Linked DNA regions of Homo sapiens: region 2 is linked to region 1. Evidence: read pairs that join two places in POLR2A ChIA-PET (ENCODE). Cell type or tissue: PC-3. All regions are shown on one strand.

What was found. ChIA-PET counts read pairs that join two places held together with the same protein. Peaks named below come from ENCODE experiments on the same cell type or tissue, not always from the same donor. Only the 100,000 strongest peaks of a DNase experiment are listed, where the experiment ranks them.
Region 2: POLR2A ChIA-PET joins it to region 1 with 11 read pairs; 2 of 35 experiments call an interaction of 5 or more read pairs at or near these places.

What each region holds. Positions count from the first base shown.
Region 1 is chr5:141,700,201-141,705,200 of GRCh38, forward strand. LOC124901092 (a long non-coding RNA gene) reads right to left here. Exons shown (of 2, transcript XR_007058973.1): 1 at 4,642-5,000; 2 at 3,166-3,476. Among named protein-coding and RNA genes, the nearest start is that of ARAP3, 20 kb to the left of the region's middle. RefSeq lists enhancers at 951-1,451, 2,040-2,189. In PC-3, a CTCF peak has its summit at 2,102 (motif pointing right); a DNase peak (open chromatin) is centred at 2,091; H3K4me3 peaks cover 1,614 bases.
Region 2 is chr5:142,249,398-142,254,397 of GRCh38, forward strand. No RefSeq gene overlaps it. Among named protein-coding and RNA genes, the nearest start is that of SPRY4-IT1, 66 kb to the right of the region's middle. In PC-3, no CTCF peak of the experiment used is centred here; a DNase peak (open chromatin) is centred at 2,154; H3K4me3 peaks cover 53 bases; H3K27ac peaks cover 1,602 bases.

The sequences.
Region 1 (5,000 bases):
GAAGGAGCTTCCCTGCCCTTGTGAAATTGAGTTTAGGAGATAGATACAAACATGTGAATTTCACAGGGGAAGTACAGGAGGCTTTAGAAGGAAAAACAAGAGGCTCTACCTAGCCCTAGCAGCAGGGAAAGCCTTTCCTAAGAAGTGAGGTTTGAGATGAGGCCACTGGACGTCAGCTGGGGTGGTGTCAATTCTACAAATATTTATAGATCATTTACTATCGACCAACCAATCGACAGAGTCCCTGTCCTCAAAGAGGTAGCTATTAGAAGGGAAAAGAGTCCCAGGAAAAAGGAATTACACATACAAGGGCAGAGGCAAGAGAGGCCAAGTATGTCGCAGGAGCATAGAGAGCTCAGAGTGCAAGAGGCAAGAGATGAAAGATGGGCAGGAGATGAAAGACAAGGCAGGAGCAAAAGACAGCCCCAGGCCATGCTAGGGTGTTTGGAGCTTGTCCAGGGCCATGTGTGATGGTCGGATTTGCATGCTTGAAAGGCCACTCTCAAATATTCATTGGCACCATGGCAAATGAAAAGTCGCATGTGGCAGCCTCTGTCCCACATTCCCCACTATCAGGCTGATCCGAAGGCAGGAGAGGGTGTATCTAGGCTGCACGTCTGAAAGGCTGAGACTGAGTGTGTCTGTCACTGATTGAATGTGGGAGCGACAGAATATGTGTGCCTGCCTCATGCCTGTTCATGCCATTATTGGTGTTGTTGACCTTATTGCGGATCAATAACAATAGCCCCTCACATGGGCCTGGTGCCTGTGTCCATTTGAGTTTCATGAGAGATATCTCCAGGAAGCAGAACCAGGATTCCTACTCCCATTTTACAGATAATGATGCTGCTAATAATAGTTGACATATTGAGTGTTTAGTGTATGAAGGCTCTGTGTGCATACTACCTCATGGAACACACACTGCAATCACTCCCATTTTACAGATGAGTCATTTGAGGGCACTTACAAGCTTGCAAGGGCACTTACATGCTAGTAAGTGGCAAAACTGGGACTAGAAGCCATTTCTCCCTACCTTCTGCCCTTGTCCCAGGTAATCTTAGCCTCTCCTCCCTCCTTTCATCTTTCTCCTTCGAGTTGCAAAGCTGCCCCAATAAACAATAGCCTGGTATTGCTGAAACAGCCCCATCTCCTGAGCTCAAATTGTAAACTTTGCCTCTTCATACCCATACCCCTCCACCCTGGCTCAGCCCAGCCTTGAGGGCAGTGCCCCTGAAATCCTGGGCATCTGACACCTGAGTGCTGCAGGCCCCAGCCCACAGCAAGCACTGGCACTCCCCTAAATCTTTCCAGAGCCAAGACCCCTCCCGCCGCCATCTCAGAGCCTCACTTGGTCAGAGCGGCCAGGGGAGGCGGGATCGATGTGCAGAGAACTCAGTAATAATCCCAGCACAGGCAGCCAGGCTGCTGTATAAAGACAGATTAAAAACTCATCGGGTTGAGATGAGGAAATAATTCAGATGCTTGGCCATAGTGGGAACGTCTAGGGCTGCAGGTGCTAGTCGGAGTACATGTGAGGGGGTGGCCGGGACCCAGATGACAGCGGCTTTTGGCCTTGGGAATCTGCACTCCCCCACTTCGTTCCACCCCCAGAGCTACCTTCCTTTGCTGCCTGCCTTGAAGCCAAGGCTGACAAATCTCAGTCCCCCAGGGAGCAGCGAGGGGGAGGCAGGCTGGGGGAAACCGAGAGAGCACAGTTGCTGCCTAGCTCCACACCCTGGTTTATTTCCTCCGCAGCACTGAAATTATTTTGCTCATTTATTTGTTTACTTGTATGCTGTTTCCTCACCTAGACTATAAGCCCCGCGAGGCCAGGGACCTGTTCATCTGTGTACTGCAGTACCTCCAGCCCCCAGCCTACAAGAGGGACTTCTTAAGAACTGTTGAGTAAATGAATGCATGGATTGGAATCCTGGCTCTTGCTGTATGACCTCGCTGAGGTTCCGTTCTCTTAGCTGTAAAATGGGCACGGTAGTGGCTTCCAAAGGAGATCTCAGCCCAGCGCCAGGCTTCTAGGAAGCGCTCAATTGAGGATTTTGTTACATTGATGTCAAAAGAAAATGGAAACCGTGTCTGCCGCTTGAGATGCCATCAGGGGGCGCCCTTGTGCAAGGCGCTCGGCGTGCTGCGCCTTCCGCAGGCTCCCGGGTGAGCGCATCCAAGGCCGCCCCCACTCCCCGCCCCCACCTTTGGGGGGCTTATCTCCTCCCCTCTCCGTCCCGTTCACACGCCCACCCTCACTCCGCCCGCGTCCCCGCTCCGGGGACCGTCTCCGCAGCCCCGTGCCCACCCTTCCCCACCGCCAGGCCCAGACTCCTTCCGCCCACGCGGCCCCATATGCTGGAAAGAGCCTCCCACTCCCCATCTGTCAAGCCACTTCCTTGCCCCCATTCCCGGCTTCGCCGCTGTCCCCTCCTCCAGGAAGCTGGTCCTGATTGAGGGGCAGAGGACTGCCAGCTTCGCCGGTCAACCGCCCGGTATCCCCGTTCCCCCAACCACAGGGCTTTAGGGAAATGCCCGCTGCCCTGGGCAGATGACCCCCAGTGCTGAGCTCTGAGCCTCGAGTCAGGGTTTGCGAACAGATGCGAGAACTCTCTGTGCGCTTCAGACCCGTGGGGAAACCCTGCCGAGGAAAGGAGTGGGAGGGCCTGCGTGGAAGGACCCCTCGTGTCACGGCCGGCTGGCTGGGGGTGGGGAGCGGGCTTCGGGGCATTGCCGGCTGTTCGCCTGGAGGACGCAGGGCTTGGGGAGCGCGGTACAGACAAACACAGGCTGCTTTTCTCGCCCGAAAGACCGGTTTCATTTCGCAGATTGATTATTGCTGCGTGAGTGTGTGTGTGTGTGTGTGTGTGTGTGTGTGTGTGTGTGTGTGTGTTTGGGCGTTGTTAGTTTTTTAAAAATGTAACTTGCTTGTCTAATGAATGTTTGATTGCACCTACATCCGGAGGGTGTTTTAATGAAAGGTGAAGGCTCCTGGAGGGAAATAAATAAATAAAGGATCGCTCCCCATCCGTAGGCACCCGCTCCCCCGGCAATTCTCTATCCACAGCTATCTTCTGAAGCCCATGCCCTCGCGGAAGAATTCTGTTCCTGTTTGAATGTTCCCATGTAAATGCTGCTGCTCTCCCATGGAAATCACACCCTTCAATCGGTCAATCTCAGGGCTTTTATTAAGGGTGTGAAGGGGAGATGAATGGGGAGAGGGAGCTCTGGGGGAGCGGGGAGAGGAGCGAGGAGGCCTCTTTTCCCGCCGCAGGCTGGACTGGGTTTTGCTCGCTTGGTGAGTGCACACCCACTCTGCGCCAGGCTTTGTGCTGAGATCGGTGGACACGGAGAAAGCAGGCACAGGGTAATGCCAGTGCTATCAGTTCAATTCAGCAATTATTTGTTCAGCATCCCAGTACCACATTGTGACCCTGGGGGATTCGCTGAACCTCAGACAGCCTCAGTTTCCTCATCTGTAAAATGGAGATTGTAATCATATTTATCTCATTATGTGTTGGTGGGATTAAATGAGAGAGTGCATGGCACACAGTAAGCACTCAGGGAATGCTAGCTGTTATTATCTACTATGTAAGTAGTAGTGTAGGGGCTATGGGAAAGCAGAGCGGTGTGGAGCACAGACCTAGGAGATTATTAGAGGGTGGATTTAAAAGTGCATCCCTCTTACAGGTAGAATGTCTACGTTTAGGCTCAGTCCCATTGATCAGTCAACTGATAATTACTGACTGCTGGCATACCAGCCACTGTTCTTCACTTCGTGGATACAGCTATGAGACAGGTAAATCTGGTCTCTGCACAGAGAGCTCATGTCTAGTAAGGGAGACCTAGGTCCATAAACAGCCTGGCCACAGGGTGGGCAGAGCCGTAACAGAACAAGCCCAGGCAACTGTGGGAGCACAGACGAGGGGTATTTCACCCGACTTGGCTTCCCAGAGGAGGGTAATTTAACCAGACAAAGATCGAGGGTTAGGAATGTGTGAGGGATGGGAGGAAAAATATTCTAAGCCCAGGGAATTGCCTGTTGGGAGGGCACAGGGATTAAGAGAGTGAAGTCATGAGTGATTGGAGAACTGAAATTTCCATCTCCCATAATGGTTAAAGAAACAGCTTTGGAATCAAATGCCTGGCTTCAAATTCTGGGTCTGCTATGTGCTAGCTGTGTGACCTTGGTCAAATTATTTCATCTCTCTGTGCCTCAGTTTTCTCTTTTGTAAAATGAGTCTATTAATAATAAGGGTTAATAATAATATCCATTTCATTGGATTGTTGTGGAGAATGGATGAGATGGCATTTGTAAAATGCTTAGCCCAGACCTGGCATGAGGTTAACATTCAGTAACTGTTAAATAGTATTATTCTTCACTGTTGCTGAAGATGAAGCCATGGTGTGGGGAGGGTGAGAGGTGAGGAGGAGGCTCAGATCATGAAGGACCTTATAATCCATGGTAAGGGGTTTGTACAAACCTAAGAACAATGGGGAATTGATGGAGTGACAAAATCATATTTGCAGTCATCCCTGGCATCCTTCCTGACGCCTTTCTTTCACACCCCACATGCAGTTCATCAGAAAACATTGTCAGCTCTACCTTCATAACTCATTCAGCATCAAACCACTTCTTACCACTTCCATAGACTCTACCCTGGTCCGAGCTATTATCATCTCTTCCCTGTGTTACTGCAATGGCTTCCTAACTAGTCTTCCCACTTCTACCCTTGTGCCCTTACTGTTTGTTCTTCACACAGTGGGTGGAGAGGTCCTGTTAAAATGTAAGCCAATTAAAATTATTGTGTCATGCCTCTGCTCAACCCCTCCACTGGTGCAGCATCTCACTCAGGGTCAAAGCCAAAGTCTTTATAATGGCCTATAGACCCTGCAAGGTGTGGCCTTCTGCCAGATCTCTCCCTCTTCTCATACTCCTCCAGCCTTACTGGTCTCTGTGCACTTTCTCAAACATGAACTTGCCAAGTGCCATCCCACCT
Region 2 (5,000 bases), 550 kb after region 1:
GAAGTGAGTTGTGAGAGCCAATTGTGCGGCCTACGTGTCGGGGAGCCACGCTGCCCACAAAATTTGGCCAAGGAGGGAAACAGAAAGTCAACATTTTCCAGCAGACTGGGAAGGCGGCTGGGTATTTCTGGAGCCCAGGACTCTCTGGTAAAATGGTCCTTGTGGTGGTGAGAGGCAAAAAAAGGTGGTAGTGGCGGGGGGGGGGGGGGCACAATCAGATCTCTACTCAGCTCAGGAAAGGCCTCTTAACACAAGCAAGAGGTTTCCCTGGCACACAATCCCAGTGCTCCACACTGACCAGGAATCTCACCAAACCTAACCCCAGGAGCAGACTAGAACCAGGGTGCCATGGCTGGAAGGAGCCTTAGCGATGATTTAGACCAGGGGCCCTCCAAGTGTGGGCTTGGGTCCTCTGCATCAGCAAGTCCTGGGAACTTGTTAGAAATGCAGATTCTCAGGCCCCAACCCAGACCTGCTGGGCCAGAAACTCCAGGGGTAGGAACCAGCAGCATGTGTTGTCACAAGCCCTCCAAGTGCTGGTGCTGCAGGGCACAGTTTGATCATCACTGGGAAGGCTCTAAGCTTTCAATCAGTGGGGAAACTGAGGCCTGGGGTGAGGTGGGAGGAAGGAAAGTAACGCATTCATCACCGGTTTGTTTGTGGCGGAACCAGAACAAGTTCTGCCAGGCTAGGTTTCCTCCTGCCCCTTCTTCTCCTGCCAGTTTAGAGAGGAGAAGGCTCTAATGTCTGAAATCCCACCAATTGATGGCAGTTGATCTGGCTCTTCTCTCCCTCTGCTGACCTTATACCCATCTGCAAACTTCAGGAGGACTCTGTACCACCTCTCATAGTGGGCATGTTGATAATTCAGACTTTCACTTTTCAGTCAATGTTGTGAATAAGCAAGCTAGAAGAATGACCTTTGATTTTGATAAATGACCAGGTCTTTCACAAGTTGAGTTAGCTAAGTGTTCCTGCCCTGCTGCACTCCCTTCTAAATGAGGGCTCTATGCCTGCCACCCCTGCTAAGTGGACAACACCTTCTGCTCCATGGGACAATGCTCCATGGTCACTGATATTGATGGCAGGGGGACAGAGCCCTGACTGAGAGGAGGGGGCAGCCACAGGCTAGCTAAGAATCTCCAAGGCCCATAGACTTGAAAAGATGATCTGGGCCAATCAAATTCCTCCCCTGGGAGTTTAGAATTGGGAAACTCAGAGGCTGGGGCCATTAGCAATGGAAACCAAAGCTGAAAGGCCATTTGGGGAATTGCATGATGTAGATGGGGCCTGGGTAGTCCTGAGGAGCTTGGTGCAAGCTGAGGACAGACAAAGTAAGTGGAGGAAGGTTGGCAGTGGAAAAAGAGCAGAGAAGAAAGAGAGAGAAACAGAAATCCCACAAGGAAAACCTGTGGGATTTAGCTTTCTTGAGGCCTGATTTTTCTTTTTCTTTTTTTTTCCAGATGGAGTTTCGCTCTTGTTGCCCAGGCTGGAGTGCAATGGCACGATCTCGGCTCACTGCAACCTCCACCTCCTAGGTTCAAGCAATTCTCCTGCCTCAGCCTCCTGAGTAGCTAGAATTACAGGCATGTGCCACCATGCCCGGCTAATTTTATATTTTTTATTTATTTTATTTTATTTATTTATTTATTTTGAGATGGAGTCTCACTCTGTCACCCAGGCTGGAGTGCAGTGGCTCGATCTCGGCTCACTGCAAGCTCCGCCTCCTGGATTCAAGCAATTCTCCTGCCTCAACCTCCCAAGTAGCTGGGACTACAGGCGCCCGCCACCACATCCGGCTAATTTTTCGCATTTTTAGTAGAGACGAGGTTTCACTGTGTTAGCCAGGATGGTCTCGATCTCCTGACTTTGTGATCCGCCTGCCTTGGGCTCCCAAAGTGCTGGGATTACAGGCATGAGCCACCGCGTTGGCCGAATTTTGTATTTTTAGTAGAGTCGGGGTTTCACCATATTGGTCAGGCTGGTCTCGAACTCCTGACCTCAGGTGATTCACCCACCTCAGCCTCTGAAAGTGCTGGGATTACAGGCGTGAGCCACCACGCCTGGCCAAGGCCTGATTTTTCTGTAGCTCATGCCCTTGGCATCTAGCACATTTCCTGTTACGTTCTGACCACAAACAGAGCTAACCTGGGTGGGCCTCTGTTCCTAGCAACCCAAGGTACTACATCAGGGCTTGGCAACATTTTCTATAAAAGGGCAGATAGTAAACATATTAGACTTGCCAGCTGCGTGGTCTCTGTTGACACTACTCAATGCCACCTTCCTAAGGCAAAAGCAACCATAGACAATATGGCAATAAATGGGTATGGCTGTGTTCCAATAAAACTTTATTCTCAAAAATAGGTGACTTTGCTTGTCCCCTTCAAGCAGAAAAATAAATAAGTTAAAAAAAAAAAACCCACAGGTGACCATCTCACTGGCCAAGGTTTGCTGACTCCTGTGCTGGATTAAAATCTAAGTGTGGCCGGGCGCGGTGGCTCACGCCTGTAATCCTAGCACTTTGGGAGGCCAAGGAAGGCAGATTGCCTGAGCTCAGGAGTTGGAAACCAGCCTGGGCAACACGGTGAAACCCTGTCTCTACTAAAAATACAAAAAAATTAGCTGGGCATGGCAGCATGTGCCTCTAGTCCCAGCTACTTGGGAGGCTGAGGCAGGAGAACTGCTTGAACCTGGGAGGCAGAGGTTGCAGTGAGCCGAGATCGCACCCCTGCACTCCACACTCCAGCCCGGGTGATGGAGTGAGACTCCATCTCCAAAAAAAAAAAAAAAAAAATTTAAGTGTGGCAGCCCGGGGTGTGGTGGTTCACGTCTGTAATCCCAACACTTTGGGAAGCCGAGGCGGGAGGATCACCTGAGGTCAGGAGTTTGAGACCAGGCAGGCCAACATAGTGAAACCCTGTCTCTACTAAAAATACAAAAAAAATTAGCCAGGCGTGGTGGCGCATGCCTGTAATTCTAGCTACTCAGGAGGCTGAGGCAGGAGAATTGCTTGAACCCAGGAGGCAGAGGTTGCAGTGAGCCGAAATCATGCCACTGTACTCCAGCCTGGGTGACAGAGCGAGACTCCATCTCAAAAAAACAAACAAACAAAAAACAAACAAAAAAAACCTTAAGTGTGGCAAAGACTACCTCCTTTCCATCCCCATCCACTTAAGTCTAGTCCAGGTCTCATGTGACTGTGGAATTTTTTTTTTTTTTTTTTTAGACAGAGTTTCACTCTTGTTGCCTAGGCTGGAGTGCAATGGCATGATCTTGGCTTACTGCAACCTCTGCCTCCCGGGTTCAAGTGATTCTCTAGTCTCAGCCTCCCAAGTAGCTGGGATTACAGGCGTGCACCACCACACCTGGCGGATTTTTTGTAGTTTTAGTACAGATGGGGTTTCATCATGTTGGCCAGGCTGGTCTCGAACTCCTGACCTCAGGTGATCCAACCACCTTGGCCTCCCTCCCAAAGTGCTGGGATGACAGGTGTGAGCCACCACACCCAGCCTAGATCTTAATCTTAAGGCTGAGTGGAGTATGGGCCATACATTCCCTCTGTATCCTCTCTTCTCTTAGTACTCTGCCACTTCTCAGGCTGGCCAGCTACCTCTGGAGTTATGGTAAAAACTCCAAACCCAAAAGTTTATAAGAACCAGGATTATCCAGTCAACAAACTAACATACACACAAAGTATCTGCAAAGCGAGAACATCCTCTAAGCTCAGCTTTAATGAACTATGTGAAATTTTACAAACAGGAAATCTGGAAGGAAACCTTATAATTTTGACATATGAAAAATCAAATAAAATACTTAAGTTACATTTAGATAATGATGAATGTAAAATAGGGTTGACAACAGAGAGTGGTGGAGACTGTGGTAAACTGGTAAGATTCTGCCCTGTCTAAAGTCAGTGCTAGCCAGTACTTAGCTTTGGTTCATTGTACCCTTTGGGGATGCAACCTGTCTGATGTCAGATTTTCCAATTCTTGGGTATCTGAATTTTTTAAAAAGTAAAACCTCTTTGTTTTTTAATATTAGCAACTAATTTAAATTTGGGGAACATTTGGTTTTGTTTTTTTTGAGATGGTGTCTCGCTCTGTCACCCAGGCTGGAGTACAATGGCATGATCTTGGTTCACTACAACCTCCACTTCCCGGGTTCAAGCAATTCTTCCTGCCTCAGGCTCCCGAGTAGCTAGGATTACAGGCAGCCGCCACCACACCCAACTAATTTTTGTATTTTTACTAGAGACGGGGTTTTGCCATGTTGGCCAGGCTGGTCTTGAACTCCTGACCTCAGGTGATCCGGCCCCCTTGGCCTCCCAAAGTGCTGGGATTACTGGCATGAGCCACCGGGCCCAGGCTGGTTTTTTTGAAAAACGTCCACAAGTCAGATTCAACCCATGAGACTCTCAGAGCCAATTCACCCTTTTGTCTTTATCCACATTGGAGTGAGCTTCCTTTGGCATATTTACCTCACTCCTCGGAGAAGGAAGGCCCTGCAGTTATCTCCGAATTCTTGAGAAGGAAACTGAGTCCAGAAAGAGTGGGTACCTTGCCTATCACTCACTGGGTCAGGACCAGAGCCGAGCGGCAGCCACGCCGACTCCAGGTTTCCACTTGAGGGAGGCCTGCCCTGTGTTTGAAGCTTCGGCTGGTCTTCCCAGCATTTCTCTCCACTCACTCGCGCTCCCACATCTGGGCTGTGCTCACAGTGGTATCCGCCTGTGGTTGCTGCAGTTGGCAGGAAGGGCTCTGAGAAACCAAAAGACTTGGGTATATTTAATAAGTCAGAATATGAGCTGGAGTTTAATCCTGTGACACAAACAACTCTCAGCTGGCCCCTCCAGCACGTGTTGGGAAATGGACCTTTCTCTGGTCCTCATACAGAGTCCCTCCAACGTGAATCACAGGTTGTTTATTCAAATTAAGGAATATATTTTCTTCCTGAGGGCATGGTAGGAAGAAATATGCTATTTGCAAAACAAGAGTTACAAG